Linked DNA regions of Homo sapiens: region 1 is linked to region 2. A link is a contact called in ENCODE Hi-C or POLR2A ChIA-PET data. All regions are on one chromosome and are shown on one strand. The core of a region is the stretch at or near the end of the contact, and the rest is flanking DNA. Distances in the headings are between cores, read along the strand shown.

What was found. A loop is a pair of places that touch in the nucleus more often than their neighbours do. ChIA-PET counts read pairs that join two places held with the same protein, here RNA polymerase II (POLR2A). Pooled maps may share reads with other maps.
Region 1: a loop to region 2 is called in a map of mammary epithelial cell, with 2.1 times the contacts of the local background. The contact joins two enhancer-like sites. A Hi-C loop is called at or near these places in 9 of 168 maps with a recorded cell type or tissue (CD8-positive, alpha-beta T cell, Calu3, K562 and 6 more) and 5 of 50 pooled maps. POLR2A ChIA-PET finds 5 or more read pairs at or near these places in 13 of 52 experiments (AG04450, BJ, Caco-2 and 10 more).

Annotation. Positions count from the first base shown.
Region 1 is chr7:99,121,840-99,127,279 of GRCh38, forward strand. All of the region lies in intron 1 of SMURF1 (SMAD specific E3 ubiquitin protein ligase 1), which reads right to left. Among named protein-coding and RNA genes, the nearest start is that of SMURF1, 20 kb to the right of the region's middle. Within about 2 kb of position 3,696, at least 7 of the 41 ENCODE cell types and tissues checked have a DNase peak (open chromatin) inside an H3K27ac peak, as active enhancers do.
Region 2 is chr7:99,077,544-99,083,307 of GRCh38, forward strand. All of the region lies in intron 1 of SMURF1 (SMAD specific E3 ubiquitin protein ligase 1), which reads right to left. Among named protein-coding and RNA genes, the nearest start is that of SMURF1, 64 kb to the right of the region's middle. Within about 2 kb of position 1,793, at least 7 of the 41 ENCODE cell types and tissues checked have a DNase peak (open chromatin) inside an H3K27ac peak, as active enhancers do.

The DNA.
Region 1 (5,440 bases), core at 2,446-4,945, 46 kb after region 2:
GCTCCTCAAACTCCAGGGGAAAACCATTGTTCCAACGAGCTGCCAACAGGACTCTCTGCAGGAACCAGGGAGCGGCGAGGGGAACAGTCTCCACTGCGCATCACCTTCACTGCGCCATCTTGGTAGCTGCTTGATATAGTCAGCAACAAACGATGCTGGACCCAAGGAAAAGACTACAAGAACCTGTTTTTAGCATTTTGAAATGTTAGGCCGGGCAGGTGGCTCACGCCTGTAATCCCAGCACTTTGGGAGGCTGAGGCTGGTGGATCATCTGAGGTCAAGAGTTCGAGGCCAGCCTGGGCAACATGGTGAAACCCCATCTCTACTAAAAATACAAAATTATCTGGGCATGGTGGCGCATGCCTGTGATCCCAGTTACTCAGGAGGCTGAGGCAGGAGAATCGCTTGAACCCGGGAGGCAGAGGTTGCAGTAAGCCGAGATCGGGCCACCGCACTCCAGCCTGGGCAATAGAGTGAGACTCTGTCTCAAAAAAAAAAAAGAAGAAGAAGAAGAAAAAAAAAGGCCGGGCGCAGTGGCTCACACCTGTAATCTCAGCACTTTGGGAGGCCAAGGCAGGTGGATCACCCAAGGTCAGGAGTTCAAGACCAGCCTGGCCAACATGATGAAACCTCATCTCTACTAAAAAATACAAAATTAGCCAGGTGTGGTGGCGGGCGCCTGTAATCCCAGCTACTTGGGAGGCTGAGGCAGAAGAATTGCTTGAACCTGGGAGGCAGATGTTGCAGTGAGTCAAGATGGCACCATTGCACTCCAGCCTGGGTGACAGAGCGAGATTCCGTGTCAAAAAAAAAAAAAAAAAAAAGTAGTGTCCTTGACCGCACTACTAAAAGGCTCACTCCATAGCACTGACATCAACCATGCCACAGGGCTTTTTTCTTTCTTTCTTTTTTTTTTTTTTTTTTTTTTTTACATAATTAAAATTTCACATCACTTCTCTGTGTCTTTTGGACAACCACTGGTGTTGCACTTGGGAACTGTTCAAAATATCTCGAAGATCAAATAATTGTCTATAGTAGCAAATCCTCTCAACTTGGTTCATGAGTTCAAAGGCTAATGAAGCAGAATCCCAAACGCTGCCTCAAAGTGACAGGCAGGTTCATGAAACTGAACAGAATGTGAAGCCAAGTTCTTTCACCGAGAGAAAATGGTGGCAAGGCCTGAGGACAGAGCCAAACAGAAACACAGGACAGGGCTAGCGTAAACCGAGAATTCCCAAACTTCCGGAATTCACTGAAACTTTTATTTATTTTTTTTTTAGTAAAACTGCAAGAGTGACCTTTCAAAAATATATATGCAATACATAATAATAAGGCAAAGTTTGCTCTGATTTTTAGTAAATAGCCAGTAGCAGTGTAAGCCAAGTTATAAATGGCAATAAAAAAATAAATATTATGGCCAGGGCGTGGTGGCTTACGCCTGTAATTCCAGCACTTTGGGAGGCTGAGAGGATCACTAGAGACCAGGAGTTCGAGACCAGCCTGGGCAACATTGTGAGACCCTGTCTCTATAAAAAATTAAACAATTAGCCGGGCATGGTAGTGCACACCTGTAGTCCCAGCTACTCAGGAGGCCAACGTGGGAGGATCTGCTTGAGCCCAGGAGGTTGAGGCTATAGTGAGCTATGATTGCACCGCTGCACTCTAGCCTGGGTGACAGAGAGAGACTCTGCCTCAAATATTTCAAAATAGATAGATAGATAAATATTAGGTTGGTAAGAGGGGATGGGAATGTGGGGAGAACAAATATTATTTTCCATTTTATATGGTTACTCATCTGTATCATAATAAAGCTTGCATCACTTCCCCTCCATGCCACAGCCCTTGAACTGATCACTTTCTGAGAACGTTGGCTAAACATGAGAGCTCCTAACTGAATGATATAGTAAGAGTTTAATCTAGAGACAAAAAGGAAAAGAACTAGATTTAGAAACAATCTTTACTCCAACTTACAAAGTAAGAAGCCAAATATCTTCCCAAAGCAGTTCAACTTTAGTCCACTTGCAAAATACTCTCAGTGCAGCCTTAGGCAAGTCAGCCCCTAACATGTGCTGGGCAACAGCTGGGTGCCAGGTTACTTCACTTGTTCCTTGCAACAACAACCTGATGGGGTAGGTCTTGTCTGAGGCTTAAAGATGAAGCACATGATTTGGCCAAGGCTACTGGTATGTGGTGGAACTGGGTTGGCTGACTCCATTGCATCTCACCGTCTCAAAAATAGGGACAAGAATACGACCTATCTTGTGAGTTTATCAAGAGGAGGAAATACAACTCATGAAAAGTGCTTGGCCTCATTGCTGCCTGGCAAATAGTAAAGAGCTTCAATAATTGACAAATAGCTTTATTATTATTGTCCAAAGTCACCCCACTAGCAAGCAGCAGAGCTGTACTGGAAATCCAGGTTGGCAGCAGTCTTAAACCCACACTCCAAGTGGTGGTCACCTTAGAATAGTAAGGTATAGCTTACCAGCCTCGCCCAGTTTCCATTTAAAAAGGCCAAAGGGCAGAAGGGGCACTCCAAAGTCCCAATACTGAAGCTTTAATGCTAGCACTTGGCAGAATCTCATTCTAGAATACTTTTGGAGAGACTCCAAGCTTTGGGCATGAAGGCTGCACAGCTCTAGCAAAAGTGATCCAACGGCAGGGAAGGGAAAACGGGACAGGCGCTTCTACAGAATCTGCCTCTCTACCTGAACAGTTCCCTTCTGTGCACTTTAGGTTTGACCTACTTTGCCCACAAAAAGGTTTTAAGCAGTATCTGACTGTAAATGGAAGTAGGTCCAGTGTCAAAAAGGAAAAAAAAAAAAGTCACTACACAAATACTAACTTACCATTGACTGGAGGAGCCACAGTTGGGATCCAACTAGTACTTCTAAGAAGGTTTTAAGAAAGCATGTTACAATAAAGCAGCAAGATACTAAAGCAAGGACATCCAGGGCAGGGCCAACTAAACTTCCCTCTGAATGCCACTGCGCTTTATCAAGACATCCGTCATCATACAAAAATTTAACTTACTTACAGACACTTCTCACCTACTTGGAGTGGTTTTTCAAGGGCCAAATAGAAACCTGACATTAACTTAGTAACCATGTACAGAATGGATAAACAGTATTTACTTCCTCTGGTCTCTACCCTGTTTATTATATCCAGTACTCCACTTGCCAGACAACCTAGAGCATAGTAGTTATTCAATAAAAATTTTCATTCATTCATTCATTCATTCATTCATTCATTCATTCGAGACAGGGTCTTACTCTGTTGTCCAGGCTGGAGTTCAGAAGCACCATCATGGCTCACTGCAGCCTCAAACTCCTGGGTTCAAGAGATCCTCCTGCCTCAGCCTCCCAAGTAGCTGGAACTACAAGCATGCACCACCATGCCTGGCTAATTTTTTGTTTTTGTTTTTTTAAAAGATGGGAGGTTCTCACTATGTTGCCCCAGCTGGTCTTGAGCTCCTGGGTTCAAGCCATCCTCCCACCTTGGCCTCCCACAGTGCTGGGATTACAGGCATGAGCCACTGTGCCCAGCCAATAAATGTTTCTGTTTTTGTTTTTGTTTTAAAGAACCTTTGTAAAGCACTTAGTCTAAACTTTGGGCCCAATAAAGGAGTGCTTATGAAACATCCTAGAAAGACTATCATCCAGCATTTGTGTAAACACAGTAACACACTTTGTGAATGGGGCCTAATCTATTCCCTCATTAGGTGTCGCTCTGTGTCACCAGGTTCCTTCCCAAGTAGCACAACAGCAGTCATCATCACAGCTCACATTACCTATACACTTACCCGTGCACCCTGCTGGCACTTTCCACGGCTAGAAGGTGGCAAAGCCAGGACTGGAACCCAGGCCACTTGCCTCCAGCACCTGGCCCTTAGTTACCATGCTACTCCAGTCCCTGGATCCCATGCTATCCTCAGGGCATGAAAGGAAAAGTCCCTACTTTCTACCCAGCAGGCCTATAAAATTACAATTTATCATCTCATTTCCTGATCCAATCTCCCCGACAACTCACGACTTCTACAGAAGCCAAGTGTCCTCTCTTCCCTCTACCTGCCTGGCACCTCTTCTGTCCGTCTGACCTGCAAAGCAGCCAGACTCATGTCCACTCTGTCTTCGCTTATGCTATTACCACATGGTCTCTCAGCCCACCCAGATCTTTCTAGAGCCAGTTCACATTTGGCCTCCCCAGCAACTAGACTCAGGGGCGCTTTGTATTGTTACTTAACTGTTTCTAGCGAATGTACCATTTCCCTATGGCTGTTAAGTTTCTGGTAGAGACAGTCTTTTTCAATACTCCTCTCTATTGACTGTAGTATTCAATGAGAACAGCGAGCATGTATGGCGTTGGTATTTATCTTCCTTTAGAATGACGAGAAAATTAATATCAAATTCTAATGCAAAAATTATAAGCCTTAATATTAAAGAATCAAGCCTCATTTCAAATAATAAAGTACTTATTTCTTCTTTATACTTTTCAATAAGCATATATTCCTTTTTTTTTTTTTTTAATTATGGGCTGGGCTGGGTGCAGTGGTTCACGCCTGTAATCCCAGCACTTTGGTTGGCTGAGGCAGGCGGATCACGAGGTCAGATGTTCGAGACCAGCCTGGCCAACATGGTGAAACCCTGTCTCTATTAAAAATGTAAAGATCAGCCGGGCGTGGTGGCATGTGCCTGTAGTCCCAGCTACTCGGAGGTTGAGGCAGGAGAATTGCTTGAACCCAGGAGATGGAGGTTGCAGTGAGCTGAGATTGCGCCATTGCACTCCAGCCTGGGCGACAGAGCGAGACGCCATCTCAGAAAAATAAATTTAAAAAAATTAAAAAGTTTAATTAGAAATTATGTATACAGATATTTGCGTGGCAACACATTGGGATAAGATGCATTGATCTGATATTTGTATATTTAAAGTTATTATTCTTTAATTAGATGCTTTTTTGTTCTTAAGCATTTGATCATCTGAACTGGGTTCATTCAAAGTGTTATGAATTTCACAGCTATTAAAAAGAAATCAGCTATATCAAGAGGAGCTGTGTGATGTAGAAACAAATTAACATAACAGAAGTTTATTTCTTGCTCAACTACGTGTTCAGCATAGGTTGGGTCTGAGCAGGGGCCGGGGGGAAGGGCCAGCTTCGGCTTCACGTAATCACTCAGGGATCTAGGCTGATAGAGGCTCCACCACATGACACACAGCTTCTGTGGCAGAGCTGGAGGTTCCTAGTGCTTCAGCCCCGAAGTGGGACAACTCACTTCTCACAGTTTGCTAGCCAGAAGTAGTTACATGGTCCCACCTAACTGCAAGGTCACACGGGAACGTTGACGAGCACAGGGATAGTCATTGCATAGTGAATGTTCCTGCCACGCAGGCAGATCAGGAGGTAAGGAAACAGAGAAATCCCTGATCCGTATGTGCAAAAAGC
Region 2 (5,764 bases), core at 543-3,042:
GGATGTTCTTGATCTCTTGACCTCATGATCCACCTGCCTCAGCCTCCCAAAGTGCTGGGATTACAGGTGTGAGCCACTGCGCCTGGCCTCTTAATCCACTTCTAAGCACAGGCACTGGTGCTATGTCTGGTTCACTTTCTATTCTTTGTTCAGATTATTAATATGTCATTTGTGATTTCCACCATCAGGCAACTCTAAAGGGCTGAATATGAAATTTTTCCAGGTTGATGTATAATATAAATATGTTACAGAAGACAGGGACAAATCAAAAAGAAATGTCACTAATGTCAGTAACCACAGAAAAATACAAAGTTTTGAAGACTCAGGGTAAAATTTTTCAAAAATTAATTCACAAATAAAACAGCTTTTACAGAATCCTGAAAGGGCTCATTCTATTACTCGGTTATTTGCTTCGTTATCTGAAATCTTGTGGCTTTTCATGTCTTTATTTAAAAAAAAAATAGTGGCACCAGTGCCGGGCACAGTCACTCACTCCTATAATCCCAGCACTTTGGGAGGCCGAGGCAGGTGGATCACCTGAGGTCAGGAGTTCAAGACCAGCCTGGCCAAATATGGTGAAACCCCGTCTCTACTAGAAATACAAAAAAATTAGCCAGGCGTGGTAGTGGGTGCCTGTAATCCCAGCTACACGGGAGGCTGAGGCAGGAGAATCACTTGAACCTGGGAGGCAGAGGTTGCGTTGAGCTGAGATCATACCAGTGCACTCCAGCCTGGGCGAAAAAAAAAAAAAAAAAGTGGCACCGAATTGAGAGCTTAATTTCACACTTCCAACTTGAATAAAATTGACAGATAATTAGGTTTGAGACTGACAGACTGAACACATGCTGTGGACTGCCTCTTCTTTGCTATACCAATAGTAATGACAGAATAGATATTTAAGATAAACATATACACAGCTCTACTCACAAAAGGAATCCTTAAAACAGGGGTCCTCAACCCCCCCTCCCCTGCACCCTCCTCCCCATCCCCCAGGCTGCACAGCAGGAGGTGAGCAGCCAGCAAGCAAGCGAAGCTTCATCTGTGTTTACAGCCGCTCCTGATCAACTGGCATTACTGCCTTAGCTCCGCCTCCTGTCACATCAGCCGGGCAGCATTTGATTCTCATAGGAGCATGAACCCTGTTGTGAACTGCGCATGCGAGGGGTCTAGGTTGCACCCTTTTATGAGAATCTAATGCCTGATGATCTGTCACTGTCTCCCATCACCCCCACATGGGACTGTCTAGTTGCAGGAAAACAAGTTCAGGGCTCCCACTGACTCTGCATGGTGAGTTGTAGAATTATTATATATTGCAATGTAATAATAATAGAAATAAAGTGCACTATAAATGGAATGCGCTTGAATCATCCCAAAACCATCTCCCCCACCCCTGTCCACGGAAAAATTGTCTTCCATGAAACTGGTCCCTGGTGCCAAAAAGGCTGGGGATCACTGCCCTAAAAGATGGAAAGCAAAGGAGCAGAGGGAAATCTTCGCTATTGACAGATGACACAGCCACCCTCAGGCAACTGCCACTACAGGAGGTGGGACCAACCCTTGGGGGATGCCCAGGTGGGAAGCCGGGAAGCTGAGGCCCAGAGGAGGCCACTAGAGTGATGCCTCGGGCAGGGCGTGTGGCCACAGCAGCTGCGCCTGGAATCCTCATTGCTTGGCCATGCCCACCCCCCAGTGGAGGTAATGACCAGGCTCGTTCTCCATCTGCAAGACAGAGTATGGAAGCCTGGCTCTGGGACACAGGGCCATGTTCTGCGCAGGCTGGCAGGTGACTGAAGAACACAGCGTGTCCGGTACACAGCATAAGAGTCCCTCCTGCAGCTCCTCCCCAGCTCCTCCCCACAGCTCGAAGGAGAAGCAGGAAATCCCAGCTGCAAGAATGAACACAGAACCAAGAACCATTCAACATTTACAAGAAGTCACCTCATGAAAGAAAGAAAGAAACTCAATAAAAGTGTTTCCTCGTAAAACAGAGACTACATACTCGTTTCAAACACACATGGAATTTAGAAAAGCTAACTACATACTAAGCTACAAAAGAGACTTTAACAAATCTCCCAAATTGATAAACAGTCTGCATTCATTCACTAAATGTAACCCCAAAAAAAAATCCGCACTAAATATACATCCTAAATAAATCCACACATCTGGAAATTTTTAAACAGTTTTAAATAACTCTTGGATTAAAGAGAAAGTCAAAGTAGAAATGAGAAACTGTTTCAATCAAATGAAAATAAAAAATACTGTATATTAAAATGCAGACTTATTCATTCACTAGAAACCCAGAAAGACTGAAAATGAATAACCTACACTTTCAACTCAAGGATGAATAAATAAAGCAGAAAGAAGGAATTAATAAAGATAATAGTGCAGGTTAATGAAAGGGGAAACAACTGTCAGTCAAACCAGAAGCCGGTTCTTTTAAAAGATTAGTTAAGAAAAAAAAAAAAAGAACAAACCTTTTTAAGTAAGCTCAAGAAAAAGAAAAAAGGCACAGATACCCCAAATAAAGACAAAAGGAGAAAATAAAACCACAAGGAACAATTTTATAAATCATAACAGTGCACCACAGAGGCCCAACTTTAAACCAATAGCTAGAATGAAACATTTTCTAAGAACGTATAAATTGCCCAAATTTGGCCAAAGAGTAGTGAAACCCTGACCAATGGCTGTAAGTTGAAACAGTAATCAAAAATTTACCCAAAGAAACAAAGCACTAAACCTAGATAAGTTTTTTGTTTTGTTTTGTTTTGTTTTTGAGACGGAGTTTCGCTCTTGTTGCGGAGGCTGGAGTGCAGCGGCGCGATCCCGGCTCACTGCAACCTCTGCCTCCCAGGTTCAAGTGATTCCCCTGCCTCAGCCTCCTGAGTAGCTGGGATTACAAGCATGCACCACTACACCCGGCTAACTTTGTATTTTTAGTAGAGATGGGGTTTCTCCATGTTGGTCAGGCTGGTCTTGAACTCCCAACCTCAGGTGATCAGCCCACCTCGGCCTCCCAAACTGCTGGGATTACAGGCGTGAGCCACCACGCCCGGCTAAACCTACCTAGTTTTACAGGAAAACTCTATCAAGATTTCAAGGTACAGATAATTCCCACCTTATAAAAACTGTTCCCACCTTCTAACAAAATAATAATAAGAGAAGCCATCCCAACTGAGTTGATGAGACCGACACTGAAACCAGGAAACTACAACAAAAGCAAGCAAAATTACAGGCGATGGTAGATTCCTCCAGTGCTGCCAACATCTCCTTTTCCTGTCCTTCCAGGAAAACAGAAGTCTGCACTTCCCAGCTCCCTGCAAGGGATCACATGACTGGAGTCTCTCTAGCAAAAGTGCTGTGTGTCACTTCCGGACCACAATACAGAGGAGCAGGTAAGAGATCTCCAAGCCTCAGTGAAGCCCGAAGCCACCGAACTCCTATCGGCCTTGATATCTGAATGACTGGGTGGAAAACAGCTCCCCCTGACCCCCAACTCACAATGAACATGGGCAGAAATTAAATCATAGTTACCTGGGGCAGGGGTCCGGGAGTGGAGAAGGATGGCGCAGGGAGGATCCCAGGCTTGGAAGAGGTGGACGAGGAGGCCTTTAGCCTAGCATTTTTGTCTTTCCACAAAGAGAATGCATGTATACATTGCTTCTTAATTAAAAATAAATCTTGGGTCAGGTACAGTGGTTCATGTCTATAATCGCAGCAGTCTGGGAGACCGAGGCAGGAATATCGCTTGAAGCCAAGAGTTTGAGACCAGCCCAGGCAACATAGCAAGATTCCATCTTTACCAAAAATACTGTTTTAAGTTAGCTGGGCATGGTGACACACATCTGTTAGTTTCAGCTCCTTGGGAGGCTGAAGCGGGGATGTCACTAATAAACATTCATGTAACAAGGGTTTGTGTAGACATATACTTAATTCTCTTGAGGATTCTGCCTAGAGATAGAACTGCCACATCAGACAGGAACTCTATGTCCAACATTCTGGGGAACTGTCAAAGTGTTTTCCAAAGTAGCTGCACAATTTTACATTCCCAACAGCAATACATAAAAGTTCCAATTTCACCACATTCTAGCCACCGCTTATTATGATCTCACTTCTGTTTTTGTTCTTTTTGGAGACAGTCTTGCTCTGTCACCCAGGCTGGAGTGCAGTGGTGCAATCTAGGCTCACTGCGATCTCTGCCTCCCAGGTTCAAGCTATTCTCCTGCCTCAGCCTCCCGAGTAGCTGGGATTACAGGCGCCTGCCACCACGCCCAGCTAATTTTTGTATTTTTAGTAGAGATGGGGTTTTGCCGTGTTGGCCAGGCTGGTCTCGAACTCCTAACCTCAGGTGATCCACCTGCCTTGGCCTCCCAAAGTGCTGGGATTACAGGCATGAGCCACCACACCTGGCCTGATCGCATTTTTTAATTTTAGCCATCTAGTGAGTCTACGGGGTATCTCACCACGGTTTTGATTGGCATGTCTCTGAGACTTTGATGCTGAGCATCTTTTCATGGGCTTATTGGCCATGTTGGTAGCCTTCTTTGGAGAAATGTCTGTTCAGATCCTTTACCCATGTATTAAACTGAGTTATTTGTTTTTCATTGTGGAGTTGTAAGGGTTCTTTATATATTTTAGAGACAAGACCCTTTTCAAACATAATTTGCAAACATTTTCTCCCATGCTGTGAGTTTTCTTTTTCTTCAAGAGTCCTTTGAAGCACAGAAGCTTTGAATTTTGATGAAATCCAATTAATCTGTTTTCCTTTTGTTGCCTGTGCTTTGTTTGTCATATCTAAGATTCCATGTCTAGACCAAAGTATTGAAGATTTATTCCTGTTTTCTCCTAGGAGTTCTTGAGGTAGGAGCTCAATTTCATTCTTTTACATGTGTATATCCACTTGTTCCAGGACCATTTGTTGAAAAGACTATTATTTCCCCTGTCAAATTATCTTGTCATCACTGTTGAAAATCAACTGACCATAAATATGAGGACTTATTTCTGGATTCCGAAGTCTATTCTATTGACCTCTATATCTACGCTACTGTCAGTACCATTCTGTCGTAATTACTTTAGCTTTGTAGTAAGTTTTGAAATTGAGAAGTGCTAGTCTCCAACTTTGTTGTTGTTTTTTCAGGACTGTTTGAGCTATTCTAGATCTCTTGCATTTCCAGATAAATTTTAATCAGCTTGTCAAATTCTGCAAAACAAAAAACAACAAGAAAACACCTTCTGGGATGTTAATAGGTACAGTGCTGCATCTGCAGATCTGGTTAGGGAGGACTCCCATCTTGACAAGAGCAAGTCCTTCAATCCATGAACATGGCTGTCTTTCCATTTAGTTAGGTCCTCTTTCATTTCTTTCCACGATATTTTAGAGTTTTTAGTGTACAGGTCTTATACTTCTTTCATTGAATTTACTCCTATTAATGCTTTTTTATACTATTTTAAAATAGATTTTTAAAATTTTTTTATTTTCAGTAGATTAGGGTTTGCATAGGATGGTGGGGCGGGGACAGGAAATAAGGGGACCTGGGCATAACAGCTAAGGGATACATGGTTTCTTTTGGGAGTAAAGAAAATGTTCTATAATTGATTGTGGTGACGGTTGCACAACTCTGACTACACTAAAAACCACAGAATGGTACATTTAAAATGGTGACTTTTATAGTATGTGAGTTATCTCAATAAAAATGTTACCAAATGAAAGAGAGAACCTTGTTAACTAGATAAAACAAACTCTTAGCATTTTGTACTGTTCCATTTA